2 separate regions of the Homo sapiens genome follow, and region 1 is linked to region 2. The links are chromatin loops, found by intact Hi-C in ENCODE. Cell type or tissue: HepG2. All regions are shown on one strand. Links, peaks and the distances in the headings refer to the core of each region. The heading gives the core; the rest is flanking DNA.

Region 1 (11,070 bases), core at 1,877-9,876, 230 kb after region 2:
ATGATGTGCACTGGTGTTCTTGGGTGCAATTATTACCAACAGGTGAACAATTGTTTTTTAAAGAACATTCTAGAAGTTTCTAGACTGTAGAATTAGTGCCAGCCTTACAATACTCTATTCCAAAGTAGGAGGCCGCCTTTAGTTTATTAATTTGGTAGTAATTTGTAAATTACAAACATGCTTGTAATTTTGAATTTTGTTTCAATTCTTTTTTTTTTTAAACATGGGGTCTTCGTCTATGGTTCAGGGTGGAGTGCAGTGGCACGATCATAGCTAACTGTAGCCTCGAACCCCTAGGCTTAATCTATTCTCCTGCCTCAGCCTCCCAAAGCACTGGGATTACAAGCATGAGCCACCATTCCTGGCTCAGTCCTTCTAAAACAGAATTCAACTTACTTCCTCTTCCATAAACATTAATATTGAAATGTTAGCAATTCAAGATTGGCCAGTTGTGGTGCAGATCATCTAGAATTTTGAGTGATTTTGAAATTATATTTGATTACTGGATGTCGTGTCCAAAAAGATGATGATCTGTGAAGGCCTGGAAAGTTAGCCTTTTTCTCCATGTCATTTTTTCCTAAAGTTGTGTAGCTTCACCTTTGTGATTACCTTTTATAATAGGAAAAACCAGTGTTTTTCCTATTCTCACACAGTCAACACAACATTTCTGACACCAGATGTTTGGGGTTTTTTCCTATACATGGAGTAATCAGTTTTCCAGTGGACACGAGCTAGGTGTCCTGTAATTCAGGTCTGATCCTGTCTACCTGGATTTAGCATCAGATCCCACAGGTAGAGGGCTCAGTCCCACAAGACTGCCCCCCACTTCAGAATGCAGCCATAAGCCCCAAGTTGTAACCCGTGCTTCTGACTGGCTAAAAATGGCCATAAATTGGGGTTCCCATGACCTGCTCATCATGTTCAGTTAATTTGCTAGAGCAGCTTACAGAACTCAGGGAAACTTATGTTAACCAGCTTACTAGAAAGGATATTACAAAATATATAGATGAGCAGTCAGATGAAAGAGATACATAGGAAAAGTTATGAGGAAGGGGGTGTGGAGTTTCCATGCCCTCTCTGGGCATGCCTCCCTGCAGACACCTGCACATGTTCAGCAACCCAGAAGCTCTCTGACCCCATGCTTTTGGGTTTTTATGGAGGCTTCATTACATAGGCATGATTGATTACATCATTGGCCATTGGTGATCAACTCAACCTTTAGTCCTTTACCTTCCCAGATGTCATGGGGTGGGGTTGGAGAGTGGGGCTGAAAGTTCCAACCCTCTAATCATGCCTCAGTCTTTCTGGTGACCTGCCCCATCCTGAAGCTATTCAGGGGCCCCCAGCCACCAGTTATCTTATTAATATACAAAAGATACTCTTATCACTTCAGAGTTTCCCAGAGTTTTAGGAGCTGTGTGCCAGGAACCAAGGGCAAAGACCAAATATATATTTCTTACTAAAATATTACACTGACATTTTGAAAATTAGATTGAACTATGAAAATCTCTATATTTGACCATATTTCACCTATTTAAAAATGGCAATTTTGTAAGCTTCAATCCAGCATTTTCTTTACACTTGACCCTTGACAACATGGGCTTGAACTGCATGGGTCTACTTATATACAGATTTTTATTCGGGCAAACATGGATAGAAAATATAGTATTCACAGGATGTGAAACCCACCAGTTCAGAGAACCAACTTTTCCATTATGAGGGTTCTGCAGGGCTGACTGCAGGACTTGTATGCACAGGCTTTGATATATGAGGGATGTCCTGGAACTAATCCCATGTGTATACTGAGGGATGAACTGTATTTTTATTTGATTCTTTCTGTAAGATAAGGCACTCTTTTGGTTTAGAGTCTCCCTTTAGTTTCAGGATTCATGAATGGGGGTGAGTAGGAGGGTAGGAGTGAGTACCAAAGTATCAAAAGATTTTAGATCTTTAATTAGCAAATAAAACTTTATAATGAGTTGATAGTCTGCAATGCTAATGATTGCTAATGATTAAGATGTTATGTCATGTTTCTGTTTATCTTTCTAGGTAAACAGATTTTTTATCTATATATTATATATAGATCTCATAATTTAGAAATTCCAGTTTAAAATTATATTCTGTGAATCATACTGTGCTTCAATAGGGTATAACCATGTTAAAGAAACATTTCTTTTTCTTTTTAAGACAAAATGTTCCTTTTGAAGACTATACAAGGCTTCAAAAAAGACTAAAAGATATACAGAGAAGACATAATGAATTTCGAAGTCTAATTTTGGTTCCTAACATGCCTCCAACAGCATCTATCAATCCTGTTAGCTTTCAGTCATCAGCCATGGTTCCAAGCATGGAACTACCATTTCCTCCTCATATGCAGGTATGAGCATTTATTTTAGGGGGAAAAAAAAAGTCGTACATTTTTGTAGGTTTTTATGTTTAAATATGGTGATAAAACTCAAATTATAACTTTGGTCAGTGCTCAAAATTCACCACAAAAATGGCATAAACATTTAAAACTACTTTTAACTTCTTCCCTTTCATTTAGCATAGAAATTTGCTGAATTCAGTTTGAATCATGATCCTTTAGTGTTGGTGCTGAGAGTGAAATCTCTTACTGGACGATAGAAAAGAGGAAACTTGATTGAGTCATTGAGTAACCTAGAGTTTGTAGCTTATTCATAATGTTAATAGTAATTACTACTGAGAATTTACTAACGCAGTGAACTGTGCATGTTCCGTGCAATGTCTAATACTAACGAAAAATGCTTTGAGGGCAGATATTACTATTCCTAATTCATAGATAAGGAAACTGATTCAGAGTGAAGTGACTTGCATAAGGTCATAGCTAATAAGTGACAAAGTTTCAAACCTAAACCTGTTGAATCCAAAACCCGGGCTCTTTCTATTGTATCAAGCCCCTGAGGTATTGAAGGAATCAGATTGATTCTTTTTCAGAAGATGGGAGTATTAATAAGTAATTATGTTTTATAACATAAGCACAGAAGATTTTAATCACTGAATTGAATCTCAGGCCAAGTGCTTTGTTTATAATAAACTGCTGTTAAACACCAGTGTTGTTGGAAAGTTACCATGTAAGTATACCTGGGCCCTGCATTAGTATTTTCTAATTCACTCCCTGGTGAATTTTATACCTAGAGAAGAACAGACTACGGGTTTTGCTTAAGGCTAGAGCCTGAGGCAGGAGAGAAGCAAAACTAGATGGTAGTTTAGCCCATGCTACTGTTTTTAGACTGCTACAGTGGTCAGCATTTCCTTGCCAGATGTTATAGGCATATATAAAAGAGGCAGTCCAAGGTTGCTACCTAACAGTTTTTCTAATAGTTTCTTTTGCTATGCTTTCTCTACATCATTTTAAGGAGGAACAACATCAAAGGGAACTCTCTCTACTTCGCAAAAGACTAGAAGAACTGGAAACAACACAAAGAAAACAACTAGAGGAACTTGGATCTTCCGGAGAATGATGTTCTTGGAGAACAGGCAGATCAAAAGAGGTGAAGTTGGTGACTCAGTAAAACTTGACATTTTAACCTGTGGCATTTAGATACTTTTTACTGTTTGCCAAAACACTTGAATGTGCCTCAAGAAAAGGTACCTACTACATGCTGTATTGTATGACTGTCAGGATTTTAAGATTATACAAGTGAAGCATTAAAAGAGAAATTCTCAGAGATATTTAGAATATTTGACAATGGTTTGAGAATGTAAAACAAAAAGGAACTAGTTAGAGTCAAGTTTTAAAATTTTTACTTTGTTGAATTTTTTTTTTTGGCATTTTGAGTGAAATATAACTATCATTAATTCTCTCTTCATCTTTGAGATGCTTGGCCATAACAGGGTCCATACACATCTTCTGGTTTACTATATACAAAAACTGTAGTTGAAAAAAGATGACAATTTAAAAGTCAGCCTAAAGAATGTAAAGGTATCTATATACAAAAGGCTACCTTTTCTAAAATCTGTGTGCACATAATTAAAGAGCTTAATTTTTTTTTAATCGTGTGTTTAATTTTACATCAACCATATAGCATATATTTAGCAATATGACAGTCTACTGATTTTGGCTTTGTTAGAATAGAGAATAAGTGCAAATAATTAAATCCTATGGCTGTATTAACAAGGGGGCCATTGATTATAAAACTTGAACTCAGGTCCTTTTATAAACATTGTTGGTATTTAACTTTACTTCCCATTACTGTGGATCTAACCAAATAATTATGTGTTTTGTGTCCCTAAGTATGCTCTCATTTTTTTTGGTCTACACCCATTGGAAGCCTTTTTAATGTGACATCTTTTAGAGGAATTCTGCTGGAATAATTTCATGTTAACGAGGCTAAAGCTCAAGTCTCCCAAATTAAGTGGAATGTTCATTATCCCAAGGTGTTCATAGTCAAAAGTCCCAGTTGATAGTGAAGAAGGCCAGGACTGTAATTGAGCAGTCCTTAGCACCATTTAGCAAACTAGGTTTACTTACTACATAATATAGCTGCTTATTCACAGCATATACAGTGACACCTTATCTCTGAAAAATAATTTCCACGGAGCCACTTAGAATAAAAAAACTATTATAACTAGAAAATTGAAAAAAAAAAAAGACAGTCCACAGTTACATCAAAATGTTTATTTTTTGGATATAGACATTTAAAACATTCATCTCCAAGAACAGCTTCAATCAGGTATACAATAAGAAATAGACTTTAAATCCTAATACAGAAAAGGTAACAGAATTTTTTTGAATGCTGCTGTAGACACTAGTGTTAGAAAAAAAAGTTTATAAATGGTTTTGCACCAAAAAAATATGCAAAGAAACTTGAAAATAGAAATTGTTTGCCATTTGTTGCTCTGGTTGCTGTTTAATATAGACCCAGTGACTGATTGTCTTCAGCACACATCTAATTTGGCCATTTACTGCATTTGGCTAATGTGATCCAAAATGTGATCTAGATAGTGCTTTTCACTGGAGGATTGACAAACACGCTACATACATTAGTGAATCTTCATACCACCTCAGTGAGGTAGCTTAGAAATATTATACAGAAATTGAGGCACAAAGAGGTAAGTGACTTGCCCAAAGTTCCCAACAGCACAGTCCCTGGAAGAGGAGGTAACTCTCCACACAGGACTCATGTGCCAGAAAGCTGGACAGGGACACCCTCATGTAGCATTTAGTAAATACTTAGATAAAGCTGTAGCTGATCCTTTGAGTTTTCAGTACCCTAAAGTAGTAGGGGAAGTCTTTTGGGCAACTCTCCTACCCTTGGCTCTCAACTTTCCTACTGTTGTTCTCTTATGAACTCCTTCACCTCTTTGAAGACTGTAGCAGCCTTCAATGGGGACCAGACCTCTCACCTTTATTCTGATCTGTCATCTATTTGGTAGTTTTGTTTGTTTGAGGTGTGTCCGTTGGACAGACAATGGTCAAAAGCAACAGGATTGGGAAGGTGCCTATCAGGGTAGTAACTGCTTATTTTCTCTGATCAGTTTGTTGAGGTGTCACCTCTCTCATGCTTTTCCAGATAATACAGAAGCAAAAAGGAATTGCCTTTAAGACAAATTCATATTTAAATCCTAATGCTCCATACAGTGTTGGTAAATGATTTCAAGGAATATGTGATCAATGTTATTTGACTTGAAAAAATTTTCTTTCCTAGATGGGGGATTTGGAGCACCAAGGGTAAAAGGTGCCTGCCACAAGAAAAGCTCAAGAGTTGCCAATTATGCTGTTTACTTCTTCTGGTTTAATAGAAGGAAAACACAGTGGTATTAAAACTGGTCATGAGCAGCAAAAATTCAGGAATTAAAAAATCAGCACTAAAAAGACTACAGTATAACTGGATAGAGAATTCTTTAAAAAGAAAGGCATGAATAAAATGGGTATTTTAAATTCTTTCTCCTGCGAGGAATACTTTCAAAAAGTACATAGTAAGACTAAGATACCAAGTTGTATACTAATATTTTTCAGGCCTTGGGCCTCAAATATATATATTTATATATAATACTCCAGTGTGAACAGCAATTCGATAAAATGTAAAATGTATCTTTTTTTTTTTAAATCACACACAAGTATTCATAACCACAGGGTTCACCAGAAATCTAAAGCAAGGAGACACTCACTCATATAGAAATGGAGTTACTCTTCCACAGATCGTTCTGATCAAAGGTTTTGGAACAGAAATGAATTAATGATTTTTTTGTATAATATCCAACATGTCCACTATCAAATACATTTAGTATGAAAAAACAGATGAAGAAAAGGAACATACATTAGGACAAAGTATCTGGTTAAAATGCTGTTCATTTAAATAAAGCCCACTCTCCTTACTTTAGAGCTCCTTGGTGAAATGGAGGTGAGTTTGATGGAGTGCAGTTGATGACCACTGAAAAACACGAGCCCTTTCAACAATGTTGCAACACTGTTAGTTTTTGGTTTAAACACACACACACACTCACAAATGCTAAGTGTACACTACCAAATTCTGCGGTCAGCTTTTCCAAGAACTACTGGGGAAAGTTTCAATGCTGCAAATCCTCGAGGTTGCCCTAACACCCCCACCTTGTTTCCAAATGACTCATTTCACATTTTGTTTTGAGCACTGGCAGTATCCCTTTACAATGCAGAGGTGCAGTGTAGCACAAGTGCTACATAGCTGTAGTTTTCAAACAAAACCACTTATATCATTGTGCTTAAGTGGAGACTGTAGTTACAATACTGACATTCGCTTACTGGCCTTGTATTCTCTGTAAACAAGGAGGCTGTTTGCAACAACCACTTCAACTCTATTTACAGAAGGGTTCCCACGGTATACACACAGGCACAAGGGTTGGTATGCTTTCTAAAAGCTGTGCATGTGCCTTGGTCTCTTAAAAAGACAGTGCCCAAAGTGGAACCTATGTGCAAACAACAAATTAACGACACAGAGTAGCTCAAGCAGCCATTTTGCTCCCAAGTCGTCTGAAGAACTTTGCCAGATTAAGCCAGGCCCCAGAGTGCTTACATCCACTTGCATTTCTTCTTTTCATCAAATAAGACTTTTACATGCAAGAGTTGTTTCTGAGCTTCTTCCAGCCCTCGTTCTCTTTCTAGTTTATTTAGAATCTGTTGACAATTAGAACAGTTATTTTAGATATTGTGGTTTTAGCGTTACAATTCTGTTTTTTGCATACCTGATGCTGTGAGTGGTAAAATCTGTATGAAACAGATGCCAACATTTTCTTCCATCATTTACATACTCACTTTGCAAGTTGTTTTGCTAAGTCCTTATCACAGGATCAACAATACCTTGGCTTAAAATAGAAGCTCGCAAGAAATACCAACTATTTGCTTACAAATATGGGGCCAGGCTTCCTAGGCCCTGCTTTATGCATTATGTCACAGCCATTCCAAGCACAGCAAGCATTCCTGGGCAGCCAACATGCAGGCAAGTATTTCTCCTTAAATGCAGCAGGCAGGGACATCCTGGTCAGAGACAGATCCTTCCCTTCCCTCCCATCTGGGCAGTGTAGTCCCTCCTCGTGCTTCCCTTCTCTCCCCTGACCCCTGGAACGAGGGATGCTTATCATGTTTAAGAACTCATTGCCTCTACCCTACCTTAGAGCTTCACTTCATCTTCAAGTAGCAAATGGAATTGGTGAGCTATTCTCACCATTGACATGGATAGCCTGTCCCAGCATGATTGGGGGGGAATCAGGGAAGGGGGAGTTAACATTTGTTTGGAAACAAAGCATCTGATGAATGTGTCTGTTTGAATTTCCAAAGAAAAAAACCCAGATTAAGGAGAATTAATCATAAAGGAGAATGGTTTATTGAAATAGTCGCTTAAGTTAGAAATATGTCATAATTTCATATAACGATTGAATACAGAATCTAGGCAATTTAACAAGCTTAGCTTTCATTTTTAGCAAATTACAATCAAGCATAAGCTGACCCCATTTAATAGGGCCACTACTTACTCATCAAAGTTAACTTGAGTCAGGGTGGCTGTAGGCCCCATGAACTCAAATGTAAATTCAGGCTGGTCCAAATGTGGGCAGCATGATAAAACTGTAAGGGGGGCAGCCATGTACAGGGTCTGGCTCAGTGCCAGGATCCCCCATCTCAGACAGGCTTCCTGGCTTCCCTTTCTGGCCTTTTGGGATGCCAGAGCTGTTCTGAAACTGACAGAATGCTATAACCACATCCTTGTGCCTGATTCAAAGGTTAAAAACAATGTTATTTAAAATCTTACCTCATCAAAATATTTTACGATGTATTTGTAAATTTCTGTCAAGGCCACTTCTTCATTAAATTCATTTTCATGTTTCTAAAAGAAAGACTTGTTGAGAGATTCTGAAATGACGTAAAGTAACCAAATATAAGCTTATTTCTGCTTTCTAATGATACCTTAGATTCCTGAGTTAAAAATTCTTCCATTTCTGAGGATGACAATGGAGGCAAATCCCTGATTGCTTTGTAATAAGATTTTACTTCTTCTTTGTAGGTTGGGATATCCTTGGCATAGAGAAGCTTATTAGTTGGTGCTTCCTGGGGAAAAAAAAAAAAAAAAAGCAACCATCACCAAAAGAGTAAAAAAAAAAAAAAAAAAAGATGGAGGAATTTATAATATTCCAATGTAGCTGAACCCCCACCACCAACCAGTTTTACCTCTTGCTAACAAGGCTTCATGCAGTAGGCCTTAAATGTTGTTGACTGAATGACTGACTGCTATCTAGATAGTTCTGGTGAGTCACTGTTATTTTCAGGCAGATTAAATGCTAATATATTCTGCCTTCCTCTCATAAAAGAACTAAAATTATTATTTTTGCATGATTTTGAGTTACTGTAACAATGGAACTTATTTCAATCATAGTTCATTACTAATGGTTGTAAAAAGCCTGAATTAAAACATTTGCTCTCATCCTCACCCACCAGTGAATTTGGCATTTACAAAAGACTTGATTGTAGGTCTGATTGAGCCCTTTATATAACCATGAAACTGGTAAGTAATTGGCAGAGGCAGATTTTCCAGCTTGTCCCTTTTATTTCATTAGATTATAGACATCATCCAGTTTCTTCAGGGAAGCACATGGTCATTAGTATTGGTGGCTCTGATGTGTGATTTTGCAGAGGTTCTCTGGCAATTTGAATGATTCTACGTAATTATAACAGTGATATTTAAAAATTAAATATGATTTTATTTTTAAAAATCATTATTTTTCACAAAACTTTAAAAAATTCTACTCAGGGAAGATAGGTAAGTTAATGATAGGGCTAATGTCCCAGCCCATGAGGCTGAATCAATGGCTTGATGAATCATTCTGAAGGATGCCTAGAGACTGAGATATTATTGAGATTTTCTCATTTGTCAAATTTAAGTGGAACCCAGAAATCATGCTATCATTCATTCATTCAATAAACATTATTAAGCACTGGAGCAGGCATTGAGAGTACAATGATAAAGACTAGTGGCTGCCCTTGAGAAGCTTACAATCTAGTTGCAAAGACAGATTTATGAAGTGCTTACTATGATACAAATAATTAGCAGCAGTAGTTGACAGAAAGAGTTGGACAAATCAGAAATCATAATTCTGCTACTTTGTGTGGTTTCAGGCAAGACTTGTAACCTCCCAGAACATCAATTTTCTCATCTATAAAATGAGGGTAATAATAACTACCTTATTTGGTACTTGTGAGGATTAAGTGAAGTGTGTCAAGAACATAATTCATAAACAACTGTTTTTAGTGTGAACAAACATTTAAGTGCCTTTCAGTGTGCTGCATGCTAAGATGAACTTTATTAGTCAAATGAAGAAAGTGCTGTAGGAAATATATTGGGGAAAGTTCACAAAGTAGGCATATGTAGACTGATCTGAGTCTCCTACAGTTTCTGGTCCTCATTAGGAAATCATATTTGTCGAATGAATAAAATGTTTATGATGAATGAATGGGTAGGATTTTACTAGACAGAGGGACTGTGAGACAGGAAAGATGAGCAAAGGGGTGTGAGAACAAGTTCATGGTGTGAACTTGGGAAAAGTAAAAGCTGTAGCACAGTGGGTATGTGGGGCGTGCAAGAAAATAACGAGGCCAGCAAAGAGGGCTGAAGCCCATCAGGAAGCACTATGTGGCACTGTGAAGACTTTAGCTGGTAGGTAATGGGAAATAGTTGCAATTTTTAAGAAGCAGACTGACATCATCAGATTTATGTTTTAGAAAGATTACCTGAGAGACAGTGAAAAGGAAAAGTTTAGAAGGAAAGGTGGACAGCAGGGGCAAGGACACCAATTAGGAAGCAGTTATCCCAGTAGGGACGGGATGAAGGGATAAGGCTAAGTGATAAGGCTAAGGAAGGAGGAGGGAGCGACAGACATTTGAGACAGAAGTAAGTGGTAACCAATAATTTGGGGATAGAGGTTGGAAGGAAGAGGAGTCAAAGATAACGTTGAGGATTCTACCTTGAGAGACTAGGCAATGCTAGGGAAGACAAAAGTAAAAACAGGTTTGTTTTGCAGAAATACTGCTGATAAAGAGTTTAGATTATGACTGGGAGTCTGAGGCACCTGTGGAACATCAGTCTCCATTCATTCCAGGTACTCTTAAAGTCCTGCCCAAGAACTCCTCCTCAGTGTTCAAAGATCCATTAGGCACAGATATTGCTCAGTTTAGTATATTTTGGAGCGCTCAAATAAGACCAAAACATCTCTTTCGAAGTTTGCTCTGATTTTTGTCTTTCTTTGAGTTCTTGGGACTATTGATCAGCAAAGAAAACCATAGGAAAACAGTACTCATGCTTTGATTAGAAACTGACAAACTGGTATTGTTAGAAATCTTGAGCAAGATTTTGTGTCCCATAAGCAATGTGTTATATTCAAATAGGCATTTTATGTATATTCAAATAGAATTGATTTAGGCAAATTTCAATGGTTGCATATTTTGGGTTAATAGTTTATCAGTGTCCATAGAATATTTTTCTAGGAAACAAAACGCATACTTTGTGATAAAGTTTTTCACAGGCAGAATTCTGCAGTTGGGTGGGGCTAATTATTTTGTTTTTCACTTTAAAAAAATTAGATTAA
Region 2 (11,070 bases), core at 1,145-9,144:
CAAGCCTGTAATCCAAAAGCTTTGAGAGGCTGAGGCAGGAGGATTGCCTGAGCCTAGGAGTTCAAGACCACCCTGGGCAACATAGTGAAACCCCCTCTCTACAAAAAATAAAAAATAAAAAAATAAAAATAATTAGCCAGGCATTGGGGTGCACAGCTGTAGTCCCAGCTACTCGGGAGGTTGAGGTAGGAGGATCCCTTGAGCCCAGGAGTTTGAGGCTGCAGTGAGCTATAATCACACTGCTGCACTCCAGCCTGGGTGACAGAGCGAGACCCTGCCTCAAAAATAAAAAATTTAAAAATCACTGGTAGTGGTAGAGATACAATTTCTGTGGAGAGCAATTTGTCAATTTCTATTCATATTATAAGTGCATATACCCTTTGATGCAGCAGTTTAACTTCTTAGAATGTATTTTATGGGTATGGTCACATATGAATGACATGACATGTATATACAAGATTGTTTCCAACACTCTGTAATAACAAAAGATGGGAGATAGCCTACATGTCCATCTAGAGTGGCCAAGTAAATAAATTACTAGATATCCATATATTGGAATATTACTCAGCCATAGAGAAGAATGGGGGAGCTTTGTTTAAATGGACATGAAATAATCTTCAAGATATACAAGTGAAAACAGCAATATATAGAAGATATATAAAGTACACTACGCTTTAAAAAGAACAGGTGGGGCTGGGCACGGTGGCTCATGCCTGTAATCCCAGCACTTTGGGAGGCCGAGGCAGGCAGATCACCTGAGGTCAGGAGTTCAAGACCAGCCTGGCCAACATGGCAAAATCCCCTGTGTACTAAAAATACAAAAATTAGCCAGGTGTGGTGGCGGGTGCCTATAATCCCAGCTGCTTGGGAGGCTGAGACAGGAGAATCACTTTAACCCAGGAGGCAGAGGCTGCAGTGAGCTGAGATTGTTGCACTGCCCTCCAGGCTGGGTGACAGAGCAAGACTCTGCCTCAAAAAAAAAAAAAAAAAAAAAAAAGATAGGAAGAATGTAGCTGTGTGTGTATCTTTCTGAATAAGCATGAAGTATCTGTAAGGATCTATCGGAAACTCATGACATCCACTGCCTCCAGAGAGAGGCTCTGGGTGTGAGGATGTAAGAAAGAGCCCAGTGTCTTCCTGGTACAGAGTGGATCACAGGAATCCTAATCAACTCAGCAAATGCTAGTTGAGGGCTGGCCTTGTGCCGAGCACAGTGGCAGGTGCCAGGGGTGCAGCAGTTAATAGAGCAGACAAGTGTCCTGCCCTCCTGGAACTTACACCCTAGAGAATGAAACAGGCAATAAACAAGTAAGATAGATGGACAAACAGTCCGCTACACAGAAAGAAAAAGAGGTGCAGTGCTTGAAGAAAGTTAAAAATGGCACATGGAAAGGGTAAATGGGGTTGGCGTATCTATTATTTACATGGGGTGGTGGCCAGGGAAAGTCTCGTGTCATCCAGATATCAGGGGTGCAAGTATCCAGGACACAGCAAGTGCAAAGAGCTGACATAGGTATGATTGAGGAAGAGTGAGGAAGCCAGTGCGGCTGAAGCAGGGAGAGGGAAAGGGACTGAGGCCGGCGCTGGAATGTGTCCCTGCATCAACTGTTCTCGGGCACAGTGCAGGCTGCCTGGGCCTGCTGGGGGTGGTGTGAACTGTAGAAGAGAAATGGGTTGGGACATCCAACATTCTCAGTGATGCCTGTCTCTTTTTAGCCAATGGGTGTAATGACTTCTCTCTGAAATAACTTTCTGGGACAAGGCAGCCCTTTGACAATTCTAGTACCACGTCCCAAACATAGCGCTTGTCCCCGTAGCACAAAAGCCATCCTCCTTTCTCTTAGAGAGCCTGTGTGTCTTGGAAGGAAACAGATGCAAACATCTCTTCTAATATTGGCTGTTCCTGAGCCTATATGTTCCAGAAGTGGTCACAGATCAAACAGCCTTCTGCCCTTCTGTTTGGAAAGACGGCTGGGCCCCCAGGGAACCCCGGCTTCCACCGGGGGTGCACTTTCTCTGTGTGACATGTGCTATGTCAACTTTCTAGTCACAGTGGGTCCTCGTTCTTTAAGACAACAAATCCCCAGGGGAAGCGGGTTGACTCCTGCATAATTGGACAGTTGGCTGTATCCAGAGAGGAGTGTTTACAGAGCACATCAAGAGCCAGCCTGGGGACCCACGTGTTTGCTCAGTATCCACACGGCAAACAGCAAGAGCCTCCCTTGAATGGAGGGGTCAGGAAGGGATTTTCCTCAAATCTAAGTAAGCCTCTGGGGTGACAGCTCATTCAAAAGGCCATGGTGTAGGAAAGAGTGTCCTGGAATATGGGTGCCAGACCTTTGTCGTCTGGAGTGGACACAAAGAGTCTTTGCTCTCCCAGTTTGCTTTCTAGCAACAGAATCGACCCGGGGATACTGAGGGGGACCTGGGCCTGTTTCAGGGTCTAAGTGTCTGGAACCAGAACCCAAGGCCAGCTGTCAAGCAGGGGGCGGAGAGAAGGAGGGTGGCCCACTAGCTGTGCTCATAACAGAGGCCCAAGGCTTTTACGCGCATGATTAGTGATGAGCCGGTTGCCTGGCAACCGCAGCCCCTTCCCCCTTCTATCCATACCCCTCAGGCGGCATGTAATGTCTGTGACATTTTTCTTTTCATAGCGGAGACAGGGAATCGCCCCCTTCATTAGCTGAAGATGGTGCCCACCCGCCCATCCCCCCTTAGTAGCTTATTGATCTGACTCCCGATTTGAAATCATCTCCTCAGAGCAGTTAATTATTCATCGCATAGAAGACTGATTGCTGTGCCAAGATGACCTCACAGACAGGAGTTCATGGAAGGGAAGGGTTTAGACCAAGACCTGGCACACAGGAAGAGAGGTATAAAAATGAGCTGTTAAAAGAATTACCAGTATCTCTTTCTTCTAGGAAATCCCAGTCCTAAGATCTACACTGGCCAGACTTCACTGTTTTCAAAGAGCTTCACTGTTTTCTCTCAGCTTCTCAGAATACTGCAGCCAGAGATCTCTTCCCCTCTGCCCCCTGTAGCCAACTGCCTCAGCTTACAGACAGTGAATCTGAGGCCCAGTGAATGAGGCAGTGACTTTGCCGAAGTCACATAGCTCATGACGCCAGGGCTAGAAATACAGACCTCCTGTTCCTCAGTCTCTTCCTACTACACCTCTAGCCCTCAAAATTTAGCATGCCTAACAATTCTACCAGGAGTCACTCAAAAATGCAGATCTAGGAGCCCCTCCATGGCGCCATATTGGCTTCCCAGAGCTGCTGAAACAAATAATTACAAACTTAGTGGCTTAAAACAACACGGATTAATCATCTACAGCTTTAGAGGTCAGAAGTCCTAAAGTGGGTCTTGCAGGGCTGGGAGTGAGGTGTTGGCAGCTCTGAGTTCCTCCTGGAGGCTCTGGGGGAGGATCTCTTCCTCGCCTTTTCCAGCGTTCAAGGCCACCTTCATCCTCAGTGCGTGGTGTTTCCCTCCAATCCCTTCTCCTCATCACATCTCCGCCTCTCCTGCCTCCCTCTTCCCTTTGTTAGGACCCCCATGATCCAGTGGGCCCACCGGGGTAATCGAGGATAATCCCCCCATCTTAAGATTCTTAATTTAGTCGCATCTGTTAGGCCCTTTTCCCATGCAAGGTCACATATTTGCAGGTTCTGGGAACCGGGACATGGACACCTTTGGGGGTTCATTATTTTGTTTCTCCTGCCACGCCTCTGAGGCAGGATTCTGACTCAACCTCCTGGGCTAAAACCTAGGAATATTCATCTGAAACAACTCTCCTTCCGATTGGGAGGCAGGGGCTCCTGGAGCCTGGAGGGAAAGGCTGCGCCACACCCGCTGCAGTTGGAGGTGTCTCTTCTCGAGAAAGTGACTAGCAGGGCAAGTCACTATCCCATTTTATAAGATAGGAAACTCAAGGGAATGGTGAATTTCTAGAGAACAGTGAGAACAGTGAATTTCTAGTCCAAGGTTCCACAGCTAGAGCTGAAATTAATTAATTAATTAATTTATTTATTGTACTTACTTATGTATTTATTTTGAGAGGGAGTCTGTCACCCAGGCTGGAGGGCAGTGGCACGATCATGGCTCACCACAACTTCTGCCTCCCAGGCTCAAGTGATCCTCCCACCTCAGCCTCCTGAGTCGCTGGGACTACAGGCAGGCACCACCACGCCCACCTAATTTTGTATTTTTTGTAGAGATGAGGTCTCACTGTGTTGTCCAGGCTGGTCTCAAACTCCTGGGCTCAAGCGATCCTCCTGCCTCAGCCTCCCAAAGTGCTGGGATTATAGTGTGAGCCACTGCATCTGGCCTGGAGCCAGAGTTTAGACCCAAATCCCCTATTTCCACACCCTCTGTTCTTTTTACTACAGCACAGTCACCACCTAAATTCTCCCTCTATTGTGTAAACACAGTATGGTGGGGACTGCCCCCCTCATCTCACAGACAAAGATACCGTGGCACAGAAGGGGTCCAGCCACCTGCCCAAGGCCTGCTGCCTGGCTTCTGGCCGAAGCGCCACTGACCCGGGAAGCCCTGGACAGATCAGGCATCTCCTTCACTTTCTCCCATGGAGATTTTATCCCTACTCATCTGCTGAGAAACACTTTTTAACACAGAATGAGATTGATGTGGTAGACTCATTTCAAATACACGGAGCAGAAACAAACTCGGAGCCTTTTGGTGGATTATCTGTGTGGAGCAGACTGATGGCAATTAGGGGTTTGGGGAGACGGCAGGTGGGGGTGACAGGCTCTTCTATCCCTGTCCCATGAGGAAACCTAACAAAGGAGACCCTCCTCGCCGGTGCGCAAGTGTGTGAGTCAGCGCCAGGGGGCAGAGTTTGTCCAGGAATGAGAATGCACACGCCACTGTGCTTTGGCTTAAGGGTGATGTTAAGAAGGACGAGATTCTGGTGTGCAGGGTCATTGCCTTTAGTACAACCTTAGCCAATAGGTTTCTAATTGGGCCATTTATCTGGAAATAAGTGTGACATAAGAGCCCTGGAGGGTGGGTTGAGAGCAGATGCAAAGTGACTAAAGAGCATGCCACGAATGCATTTTTATAGGGTCAATTGTCTCATAATCTTTGTGTTCTCTTTTGGTGTGAATTAAATTCTGACCACTACTTGGCAATTTGTCAGAAGGCAGTCAGCTTAAGTATTGAGAAACACTGAATAATATTTCAAGAGTTTTCTAGTACATGGCCTCTGCAGCTGGAAAACATTAAAAAAAAGTTCACTTGTTTTTTCTTTTTTTCTTTATTATTCTTATTTATTTATTTATTTATTTATTTATTTTTTTGAGGTGGAGTCTCGCTCTGTCGCCCAGGCTGGAGTGCAGTGGCACGATCTTGACTCACTGCAAGCTTCGCCTCCCGGGTTCACGCCATTCTCCTGCCTCAGCCTCCTGAGTAGCTGGGACTACAGGCGCCTGCCACCACGCCCAGCTAATTTTTTGTATTTTTAGTAGAACCGGGTTTCACCGTGTTAGCCAGGATGGTCTCGATCTCCTGACCTTGTGATCCACCTGCCTCGGCCTCCCAAAGTGCTGGGATTACAGGCGTGAGCCACTGCACCTGGCCTTATTTATTTATTTTTTTGAGAGGGAGTCTCACTCTGTTGCCCAGGCTGGGTGGAGTGCAGTGGCGCAAACTCGGCTCACTGCAACCTCTGCCTCCTGGGTTCAAACGATTCTCCTGCCTCAGCCTCCCCAGTAGCTGGGACTACAGGAGCACACCACCTCACCTTGCTCATTTTTGTATTTTTAGTAGAGACAGGGTTTTATCATGTTGGCCAGGCTTGTCTCCAACTCCTGACCTCAGGTGATCCACCCCCCTTGGCCTCCCAAAGTGCTGAGATTACAGGTGTGAGCCACTGTGCTCAGCCTTATTATTATTATTTTTGAGACAGGGTCTTGCTCTGTTGCCCAGGCAGGAGTGCAGTGGCACGATCATAACTCACTGCAGGCTCCCACCTCAGCCTCCCCAGTAACGAGGACTACAGGTGCACACCACCACACTTGGCTAATTTTTTTTCTTTTTTTTTTTTTTTTTGGTAGAGACAGGGTCTCACTATGTTTCCCAGGCTGGTCTTGAACTCCTTGGATCAAGCAACTTTCTGGCCCCAGCCTCCCAAGCATTGGGATTATAGGTGTGAGCCACTGCACCCAGCCAATTTATTTTCTATTTTATTTTTAATTTTTTGCAAATTAATGTGATTATGCACACACAGTAGCTGTAGAAGCTTCTCCTCACATCTGCCCCCATGCCGTCCCAGCCCCTGAGTGGGACAGTCCCCACAGAGGTGGAGGCAACAGAGCACACTGGGTACGTTGCTTGGGAATTAACCCCAACGACACACAATTCAACCATCTGCGAGGCAGCGACATTTGGACAGATTTGAATTATCAGTAGCCTGAGGATGCTCTCTTTTTTAGAACAATAACTACCATTCATGAGAACTCCTTAGGCACCAGACACTGGGGCTTCCCTTGTAGAATCTCATCTAGGCAATAAAACGATTCTGTAAAGTAGATGCTATTATTATTATCCATATTTTACAGTTGAGGAAACTGAAACTATGAGGGGCTAAGAAAGTTGTTCAAAATTACCCAGCTAGGTGAGCTGGGCATAGTGGCTCACACCTGTAATCCCAGCACTTTGAGAGGCTGAGGCAGGCAGATCACTTGAGGCCAGGAGTTCGAGATCAGCCTAGGCAACATGGTGAAACCCTGTCTCTACTAAAAATACAAAAATTAGCTGGGTATGGTGGTGCATACCTATAATCCCAGCTATTCGGGAGGCTGAGGCAGGAGAATCGCTTGAACCTGCGAGGCAGTGGTTGCAGTGAGCTGAGATCGAGCCACTACACTCCAGCCTGGGCAACAGAGTGAGACTCTCTCTCTCACACAACAACAACAGCAACAACAACATTTACCCAGCTAGGAAGTGGTTCAACCAGGCCTCAGACAGAGCCATCTGACCCCAAAGCCCAGGGACTTAGCTCCTGTTTTCCTAGAAGCCTAAGCAATCCTAGCCCAATGGAAAAAAACCTGCTCATAGATTCTGACACTTTACATTCTAATTTGAACATGGTGCTGATTTGGTGGGTGGCCTTAGAGAGGTGACTTCATATCTCGATTGAATCTTAAGATCTTAGGGTGAGACAAATGCTTCATAACTCAACTGGCCGGAGTACATATAATATGACTTCTATGTTGGGGACATTTGGATCATCAAGAGCCCACACTAGTATGTGGAGTCAGGGGCCATCGACAGCTCTGAGATCTATAGGAAGCTGGCACTGGGGTCAGAAGGAAGTTTCTATAAAATGGAAATGTAATGGGATGATGTGAGGTATGAGTAGAATTATTCTCTCAAGCTCCTGGTTGCTAAAAGGTACAAAGAATGTATCAGTCTGCCCACAGGCTCAGGTTTTGGAGCTGGGGACTTGGCAGAGGATGGTCACGTGTTGGGCAAAGAGAAGTAGGCATTGGAGAGATGTTGCACGAGGCCATCAGCTGGGGTCAGCTGGAAGAGGAAGGCCACATGTCCCAAGGGACCCCTGGGAGCTGCTTGGGCATTTAGTGCCAGGGCAAGTCTTGGGGACCACTTGCTAAGCCATGGAGACCAACAATTCTGCCATAGGCAATCACAAAAGAACATATTCAACTTTCTCTTTTCTTCCTTTTCCCCCAAAGCTACAGGGGAAAGCACAGGCAAGAATCGGGTGGGAGAGAAGTAGACCATGTCTCCACCCCGCCACTCCCAAATCTTTTAAAGCCATGAGTCTAGTCTGCACTAGAGGCGAGGAGGAAAGCTTTGAATCCAATATAAGAATGAAATTTTACATTGAACAGAGTTGAATCTTAATAACTGGAGAGAAACTGTTGTGATAACTAAAATGAAAAGTTGTAGAATCAGACTGGGATATATGTAGCTAATGGAGCCTGCTACCCAGTGGGAAAGAGAGGTTCCACAGAGCATAATTGATTGATTTTATTGGGGTAAAAAAATTACTTCATGTTTATCTTCCCAGAGAATTGACAATCTTTACTAAACCTGTTACTCAAAGGTGAATCAATAAATATATGTTCTGCCACGGGTGAAAGACTACAAGCCTGCCTTTTTACACTGCACAGTTAGTTCCTATGTGTGTGGGATGATCACATGGTTCTTTGGGACTTCAGTCTTGCAGAAGTGTCTTGGGTACCTCAGATAATGGTGGGGAAAGCCAAGAGTTTCTCTTTTCATCAAATTTGTAATTGTAGTTCGTTCTTCTGCTCCCACACAAGTATTGGGTTAGAATATTCATCTTAAGTGCCCTTCCTCTGCTCAGAGACTTCTGCCCCCTGAGACGTCTGGATCAATACCGACTCCCAACCTCTGACACCTCTCCTCACCCCCACTCTCCACCTCTACCTCGACCATGTCTGCCTGCCTGCCTGCCTGCCTTCCTTCCTTCCTTCCTTCCTTCCTTCCTTTTTTTTGAGATGAGGTCTCACTCTGTCACCCAGGCAGGAGTGCAGTGGTGTGATCTCAGCTCACTGCAACCTCTGCCTCCCAGGCTCAAGTGATCCTCCCACCTCAGCCTCCTGAGTAGCTGGGACCACAGGTGCATGCCACCACGCCCAGCCATGTTTTTGTATTTTTGGTGGAGATGGGGTTTCGTAGTGTTGCCCAGGCTAGTCTGGGACTCTTAGCTCAGGTGATCTGCCCGCCTCGGCCTCCCAAACTTCTGGGATTATAGGCGTGAGCCACCTCGCCTGGCCTCCCTCCTGAACTTTCAGCACTCAGCTTGAGCTCTGGGCTTCAGAAGGGCTATACAAACGAACTTAAATTGTAGTCATAATGGTGATAATCTCACCTCAACCCTGAGTTCCTGCCACTCCTTGACTATAGATTTAGGCAGTACAAGAACCCATAGATAGACACATCCATGGGACAAAGGCAGGAGTCCAGAACAGACCCAAGGATGAATCATAATTCACTCTGTGATGAAGATGATATCTCGAATTCATGAGAAAAGGCAAAGTATTCCATAAACAGTGCTTGAATAATTGGTTAACTACATGTGGAAAAACAGCCATTTAAATTCCCGTTTCTGATGAGGCTCAAAACACAATACCCCAAAATATGACACCTTGGCATACTGAGTATTTTTTAAGCTGAAGGAAATTGAAAAAAATCACAGTAGCAAGGTCTCTCTGACCTTCCCCCGCCCCCTCTCTCCTGAAGCAAGGCCACAGAAACTAGAACTCCCCTCAACCCTTTTTCCGTGAAGCAGGCCATAAAACCGAGAAAAGTCACTCTTTGACTTTCTCCCTCCCTTCTCCCCGAAGACCTTCATGTGGCAGGTGTCTTGCCCTATACCCAGAGGGAAGAAATGTCACAGTGGGGTGCCAAGAAGAATCTGAACAAATGGATCATGCTAAATTCTCCCCAGTTTTTTTGTGGGGAGCGGGGGAGCGGGTTATTTTGGATGGAGTTTCTCCTTGTTGCCCAGGCTGGAATGCAATGGCGCGATCTCGGCTCACTGCAACTGGGTGAACTCCGCCTCCTGGGTTCAAGCAATTCTCCTTCCTCAACCTCCCAAGTAGCTGGGATTACAGGCATGCACCACTATGCCTGGCTAATTTTTGTATTATTAGTAGAGACGGGGTTTCACCATGTTGACCAGGCTGGTCTTGAACACCTGACCTCAGGTAATCCACCCGCCTCGGCCTCCCAGAGTGCTGGGATTACAGGTGTGAGCCACTGTGCCTGGCCCTCCCCAGTTTTTTACCATTAGATTGTCCTCCAATCATACTTCTGCACGACTGTCCATACAAATACACAAATATTCCTAATTCTTCAGGTTTTTATTTCTGAAGGCTCCTGTGTTACATAACATTTATATTAAATAAATATGTTCTGCTGGCTGTGTATAGTGGCTCATGCCTGTAATCCCATCACTTTGGGAGGCTGAGATGGGAGGATCGCTTGAGCCCAGGAGTTCAAGACCATCCTGGATAAAATGGCAAAACTCTGTCTCTATAAAAAAAAAAAAAAATACAAAAATTTGGCCAAGCGTGGTGGCTCACGTGCTGTAATCCCAGCACTTTGAGAGGCCAAGGTGGGTGGATCACTTGAGGTCAGGAGTTTGAGACCAGCTTGGCCGGCATGTTGAAACTCTGTCTCTACTAAAAATACAAAAAAGGTAGCTGGGCGTGGTGGCTTGTGCCTATAATCCCAGCTACTTGGGAGGCTGAAGCAGGAAAATCACTTGAACCCAGGAGGTGGAGGTTGCAGTGAGCCAAGATTATACCACTGCACTTCAGCCTGGGCAACAGAGCAACACCTTGTCTCAAAAACAGAAACAAAAATTTGCTGGATGCGGTGGCACATACCTGTAGTCCCAGCTACTTGGGAGGCTGAGGTGGGAAGATTGCTTGAGCCCAGTAGGTGGAGGCTTCAGTGAGCCATGATCTCGTCACTGCACTTAAGCCTGGGTGACAGAGTGAGACCCTATCTCAAAAAAAAAAAAAAAAAAAAAAATTATGCTTCTCTCTTGTTAATGCATCTTTTGTTATGAGAGTGTCAGCCATGAACCTAGCAATGGGTGAGGAAAAGATACCACTTTTTCTCTCTTATGCTTCACATCCCTCAATTTCTGATGGATAAAAGAGAGGTATAAGAGATAAAAGAATGAAATATAAAAGAATGAAATCGTAAAAGAAAACTTAAGTACATATTTATCAGACCTTGGGGACTGGGAAAGAATTTTACAAATATAAAAACGATAAAGAAATCACATAGGAAAAAATGACAAATTTGAATATATCAAAATTTTAAATGTATACCAAAAACAACACAAATTCAATCAAAAGGTATGGTAGTAACAGGGTCCACTAATCCCCATTGCACCAGTGGACAGCAAGCCAACAGCCAGCGTGTGAGTGAGACCATCTTAGACCAACCTTTCCCCAGCCATGGCACTAGCTGACCCACGCACGTGAATGAGCCCAGCTGAGATCAGCCAAGCCTGATCCAAGTTATCAGATATGGCCTGCTGCT

What was found. Peaks named below come from ENCODE experiments on the same cell type or tissue, not always from the same donor. Only the 100,000 strongest peaks of a DNase experiment are listed, where the experiment ranks them.
Region 1: it touches region 2 in a loop (2.9-fold over the local background); 3 of 110 quality-filtered maps call a loop at or near these places.

What each region holds. Positions count from the first base shown.
Region 1 is chr12:94,301,225-94,312,294 of GRCh38, reverse strand. It overlaps PLXNC1 (plexin C1), which reads right to left. Exons shown (of 31, transcript NM_005761.3): 29 at 8,399-8,539; 30 at 8,244-8,318; 31 at 4,620-7,114. The coding sequence ends at 7,010. CEP83 (centrosomal protein 83) reads left to right here. Exons shown (of 17, transcript NM_016122.3): 16 at 2,188-2,377; 17 at 3,378-4,597. The coding sequence ends at 3,482. Among named protein-coding and RNA genes, the nearest start is that of PLXNC1-AS1, 130 kb to the right of the region's middle. RefSeq lists a silencer at 6,368-6,467 and an enhancer at 7,082-7,961. In HepG2, for the core only: no CTCF peak of the experiment used is centred there; a DNase peak (open chromatin) is centred at 6,514.
Region 2 is chr12:94,526,775-94,537,844 of GRCh38, reverse strand. The region is part of intron 2 of LOC102724960 (a long non-coding RNA gene); the gene reads right to left. Among named protein-coding and RNA genes, the nearest start is that of MIR5700, 29 kb to the left of the region's middle. In HepG2, for the core only: a CTCF peak has its summit at 4,852 (motif pointing right); DNase peaks (open chromatin) are centred at 2,184 and 4,854; H3K27me3 peaks cover 251 bases.